Linked DNA regions of Homo sapiens: region 1 is linked to region 2. Evidence: read pairs that join two places in POLR2A ChIA-PET (ENCODE). Cell type or tissue: OCI-LY7. All regions are shown on one strand. Each heading gives the region's core, and the rest is flanking DNA. Links, peaks and the distances in the headings are about the cores only.

Region 1 (2,915 bases), core at 300-2,799, 74 kb after region 2:
GCCCTCAGGTTAAATCAGGCTCACGGACACAGTATTGGGGCCTTCCCCTTGCTGGTTATTCTCTGTGTTTTAAATTTGAATTAATCACCAATGTTTCCCTTGAGGGAGAGTTGTACATAGGGATCTGGATTCTGACCTCTCTTAAACAATGGAAAGATCTGGCAATACGAGTACTGACTCAAGTGCACTCCAGTTTGCCACAGTCCCCATGGTCTTCTCTTGTCCCTGGGATAGTGCATTAATTCACAGCATCTGCCTGGTCTGGGCCAGGCCTAAAGGATCAAAGACTGCTTCTTTAGTGCTACATCCATGGCCCTCCATGATTTGGCCTCAACTTGCCTCTTTTGCTTCATCTCCATCCCATTTGGAACTTTATGCTCTGGTAATAAGGAGATGATTGTAGTTCCCAGAATAGAGTATGTCTGTGGTTCCTTTAAATGACCTGTACCTTTTTCTCAGTTCTACTGAACCATATGTTCCTTCAAGACCCAGATTAGATATCATCTTCTCCAGGAGGCCTTCCCTGACCCTTGAGGATCTCTTTGTGTTCCCCTAGTTTCTTGTGCCCTCTCTAACTATGATACTGAAATGATCTGCTTATCCAGTAGCCCCCCCATTGGGAACTTCTCTCACCTGCCTACATTCACTTTTGTAGCCCAGCACCTAGTGCAGTGTCAGGCATACCTAGGGGCAGGTGTCATAAGAACTCAGACTCCAAATGCTTCCATTAGAGAAGGCCTGGGAATCCAGAGAGGGGAATTTTATTGGAGACCAAATCCCTTTCTGCAGCCTTTTGCCTTCTTTTCTCTATGTGTCCGTTCCAGGAGCCCCTGTGCATGAAAAAAAATTTACTAATTTGGTTTTACTGGGCACATTGGGCTTTAGATAGGAGATAGTTTAAATAATCAAGTCTTTCTGGCTTCTTGCCTTTGCACGCCTGGATGAGCCAGAAGTGAAAATGTAGGTGAGTCACTGAGTTGCCTCTCGGCCCCACTGCAGTGCAAGGCTTAGGAGACCCCTCCTCAAGAATGGTGCTCCTGGCAATTTGGGAGAGGGAACTGATTCTGAGAAGCCAGCCTAGGCTAGGATGGCTTAATCACTATAATTACTCATTGCAGCTATTAATAATCGCTAGTTATTTAGATATGAAGTAATTAATTCACCACTATTAAATAGAGGTACTTAGTGAGGAATTAAATACTTTGCCTAAAGCTATCCTTAGAAGAAAGGCAGGGAGGCCAGGTAGTATGGTGGCTTCTGCCTGTAACCTCAGCACTTTGGGAGGCCAAGGCAGGAAGATTTCTTGAGGCCAGGAGTTCAAGACCAGCCCAGGCAATATAGTGAGACACTGCCTCTACCAAATAATAATAATAATAATAATAATAATAATGGGGAACATGGTAATCTAATTTAGAGCCTGCTCTATTCCAAACCAACTCCAGGAAACTCACCTCGATGACAGGATCTGGTTGAGGATGTTATTCCTTACATTGCAGAATGTCCTCCTGCTCCTCTGTATCAGGAAAAGCCATGTTGTTCCTGGACAGTGTGAGTTAGATAGCCTGTCCTGATTCCCTTTCTGTGTTAATTGCTGGAAAGCTCAGAGTCAAATTTGTGACTTGCTTATTTAGGTTTGTATGGTGTTCACTTTTGGAATAAGCCTCATTCTTAGCTTTCTACTTGTATTTTTCTTTCTTTTGGCCTACCTACTTAAAAAAAATAAACGTCCCTACCCTGCCTTTACTAAAGAATGATACTTTGTGCAAACGAAATCTTTAAAAATGTATAGAACACAGAAAAGCAAACACAAAATGAGTAAAAATCACCTAGTCATACCCAGAGAGAACACCATTTATATTTTGGTATATTTTCTCCCTACCCCCACCTAACCCACAGTCTATACATATATTTTAGGTTGGTGCAAAGGTAATTGCGGTTATCGCCATACTTTTTTTTTTTCTTATGAGACAGAGTCTTGCTCTGTCACCCAGACTGGAGTGCACTAGTGTCATCTTGGCCCACTGAAAACTCTGCCCCCCAGATTCAAGTGATTCTCCTGCCTCAGCCTCCTAAGTAGCTGGAATTACAGTTGTGCACCACCATGCCTGGCTAATTTTTGTATTTTTAGTAGAGACGGGGTTTCACCAAGTTGGCAGGGCTGGTCTGAACCCCTGACCTCAAGTGATCCACCTGCCTCGGCCTCCCAAAATGCTGGGATTACAGGCGTGAGCCACTGTGCCTTGCCTATTATTGCCATTACTTTTAGTGGCAAAAACCACAATTACCTTTGCACCAACCTAATACAAAATGAGATTATATCATATATAGTGTTTTATAACTGTCCTTCCCTTCACCCCACTTACTACACCATGCACATCTTTCTATGTGATTAGGTGTCTTCTGTCTTGTAGATGTTCCATAATATATTCAATCAATATAAGATTGTTGAATGTTAGGCTGTTTCTAAATGTTTCCTTTTATAAAACAACCAAAAAAATGTAATAAACACTCGTATCAAAATCTTCATGCATAGATTGATCTTTTGGTGACAATTCTTAGACGTTTTCATTGCCTTTTAACTTATGTTGCTTCATTTAATGTATCCTGTCAAGCACCCTTAAATACTTTCTGGAACAAGCTGAGATAGGACTAATCTGTTGCTCAGCATCACCACCCATCAATTACCTGGGAAAAATTTTCTCGGAAGACTCAAGATACAAAGAATGATAAGAGGTGATCTCTGTGTCCTCCCGGGGTTTAAATTCGACTAGGCGAAAACAGATGACCTATAAAAATGTGCACTAAGTGACCAAATACAAGGTTAGAGAAAAGTTTATATATAAGGTGGCATCTGAAAGCTGCCAGAGGCAACAATTCATAAGGACAGGTTGGTACATTCAGCAAATATTTACCGT
Region 2 (2,915 bases), core at 297-2,796:
TTATAAAAATGTTAACCACTGGTCTTCAAAGTGCTCTATTTCTTTCCAGAGGAGATAAGATCTGAGTTTCTTACCAATTTCCACACTTTAACTTGAAACAAAAGCACAAGATAACCACATAACTGACATACAAGAACTGAAGCCATGAGGTAGATAGAATGAACCCTAGTGGCTCAGTGTCATGCTTAAGTCATAAAAAATAACAGTAACGGTCCCTAAATTTCCCACAGGCTGGTAAACACTGGAGATTTTTAGATATTTGCCCTTCCCTGCCTGGGAATTTTTCCTCCACCCGTCCTCCCTCCTGTCTCAAGACAATGCCATCAGCCTTTGAAACTGCATCCATTGTAAACAGCTCTGAATATTAACACGGCCCAGAGTTCTGTTCGCTTTTAAAAGACCCCCAGGGTTTCAAATTGCAGTCACTGAGGAGGGGGAACGTACCCAGTGAGTAAATGTCACATAGCTCATTCAAAAGGAATTGAAAGTTAGGCTTGCTCGTGAAACTTAAAGTCCTTCTACCTATGGGGTAGGTCAGAGGAATCCCTTTTATGTTTTAAACAAACGAGGAAAAGAAGAAAGAAAGACTCTGATACAACCAACATCCTTTACTGCATATAACAACTTTCAATTCAATGAATCCCTCTTCTAGATTTCCCTCTCCTGTGCATGCCACTTTTTAAATAACTATAGGCTATTTTAAACAACCTCCACCCAGCCTTCCTATCTAACAGACCTTCAGGGCTTTAGCAGGTGCACAGCACTGGGCCAGGTGCATTGTTAAGTCACACAAAACCCCAGTGCTCTCTCCTGCATTCCTGTCCACCCTGAAAGAGAGGAGGCTGAAGACTTTGCACCAAGGAGACACCCCTGCAGAAGCGGGAGAGGCCCTTTCATTGTGATCATGGTGTCTGAGGGAGAGAAAGGTCAGCCAGAGGCCGTCCCAATGGACTCAGGGAAGCTGCAGGGAGAACCCAGGCAAAGTAATTAACACTGGAGGGAGGAAAGCTTTCAGCTAACGGTGCAGAGCTGGGGAGATGGGACATGAGGACATCCACTAGGAACCAGCTCTCATCACACTACACTTAATTTTTCTTCATCTTTCTGAAGATGGTTCCGAGAATTACTGCTGATAATATGTTCAAAAGTCCAAAGTCTGTAAAATCTAGTAACCAAATATAATTATGCAAAGAGACAATACACTACTTTTTAAAACAGTCCCTTGAAAAGCGGGGCAGGAACAGTTCTGACATGTCCTAAAGGCAAGAGGGACATTGTGTGCCAATACACAGTTAATTTACATGGGGCGCTGGGAATCTCTGGACACTTCCTACTTTAGCAGTACTCAAAGAATAGATATTACGGCCACAATTTCATATCAGCAAGACTTAAACAGTGTGCCTTTTTCTCACGACAACCAATATTATTTGCCAGAAATCTCACCTTACTCAAAAAAAGTTGTCAGAGAGCTATCAACAGACAAGTTATCCCCCAACAAGAGGGAAGACACTTGTTGCAAAAGAAAAGGACTCTGAGCTCAAGCTAAAGTTCCCTGAAACTCTAAGAGCACTTGCACCTTTCAGACTGTATTCTTGGCAATTAACCTGTGTTTAAAATGCTCCCTATTCCAAACAACCCAGGTTCTTCCCTGTCCCACAAATCGGAAGACTTTTGTTTCAAAGTCTGTTGAGTTTAAGTGATATGGAGAAGGAAATATTTCAGGACCATCCATACAACAATCTACTTTAAAAAAAAAACATGAATCTCAGTTTAGGTTCCAGAACAATTTGGTGATCTGCACTTTAAACTTAATTTGCATAAACAGGATGGAAAGTATTTTCCAAACCCTTAATTCACAACACCCTGCACACCTGGGCCTTCCAGCACAGCTGTAAAATTTGAAAGACAAAGGCCCTCTTTGCTTCCCAACCACAATGGCAACCACAGTTGGTGTTTATTTTCTAAGGTAATCATAAGTACCACTTCTTTGCCAAAACTGGCAAGGTTAGATTTAAGCTAACTGATCTGGTATTGCAAACACATAGTACAAAGAGATCAAAATCAATAAACTCATCTTAATGTGGCTTAGGATAACCACACTTGGTATACACTTTTGTGAATATCCTTGCTTTAGAATGCTCTGTCATCTTCACTCCACACTGAGAACAAAAATCAGGGTTTGTTCTTCCTCTAGGCCTGCCTTCCTAATCCTAATCCCAATCCCAATGGGCTACCATTCAGCTCTCAGGACATTTAAACTAGCAACATTTTGTGACTAAACACTGCTGAAATTTACGGCACAGGTAAGAGTCTAAGGTAAACTGTATTTAATACTTCTTAAATAGCTTCTGAAGCCATGCTCTCAAAAATAATTTCAAAGAAAGCAAATATCTGAGTTCTAAGAAGTTCAACTTCTTCTCAGGTTCTGGGAAGTTGGAATAAGGCTTGGCAGTGGCTTGGTGCTATTTATGAATGTGCTAGTTGGACCATGCCAATCTCACCTACGTAATGGGCTGGGAGACTTAAATTATGGCTTGACTACTACAACTGTAAGTTATTGTGCTGAAAAGTTATCCTCAGGCCCCAAAAATGAACCGATTATCATTATCCATTCTGTTTCTTCTATTCACACTGCATTTACATTCACTATTTAAAAGTTTTATTTTTCTTATATCAGGCCTAGAAGCAACTTCCACATCAGACGCACTGTTTACAAAAAAAAAAAAAAAAAAAAAAAAGGTCCCATAAAGCCACAGGTCCTCTGCTATCTCAAACCCACAGCCTGAAGTTGTTTGAACTAGCTGCAGTAAATCCAGTTCATGGGTTTATAAACTAGCTCAAAGCATTTTCTAGACACCGTGGGCTTAGAGCGTGTAAACTTGGTGAAACTACAAGATATTTCATTATATCATATA

Evidence for each region. ChIA-PET counts read pairs that join two places held together with the same protein. Peaks named below come from ENCODE experiments on the same cell type or tissue, not always from the same donor. Only the 100,000 strongest peaks of a DNase experiment are listed, where the experiment ranks them.
Region 1: POLR2A ChIA-PET joins it to region 2 with 5 read pairs; 7 of 35 experiments call an interaction of 5 or more read pairs at or near these places.

The regions. Positions count from the first base shown.
Region 1 is chr3:66,569,387-66,572,301 of GRCh38, forward strand. The region is part of intron 1 of LOC105377141 (a long non-coding RNA gene); the gene reads left to right. Among named protein-coding and RNA genes, the nearest start is that of LRIG1, 70 kb to the left of the region's middle. RefSeq lists an enhancer at 2,651-2,915. In OCI-LY7, for the core only: no CTCF peak of the experiment used is centred there; no DNase peak of the experiment used is centred there.
Region 2 is chr3:66,494,991-66,497,905 of GRCh38, forward strand. The region is part of intron 1 of LRIG1 (leucine rich repeats and immunoglobulin like domains 1); the gene reads right to left. Among named protein-coding and RNA genes, the nearest start is that of LRIG1, 4.6 kb to the right of the region's middle. RefSeq lists a silencer at 715-1,009. In OCI-LY7, for the core only: no CTCF peak of the experiment used is centred there; DNase peaks (open chromatin) are centred at 491, 761, 1,851, 2,501 and 2 weaker places; H3K4me3 peaks cover 2,500 bases; H3K27ac peaks cover 2,500 bases.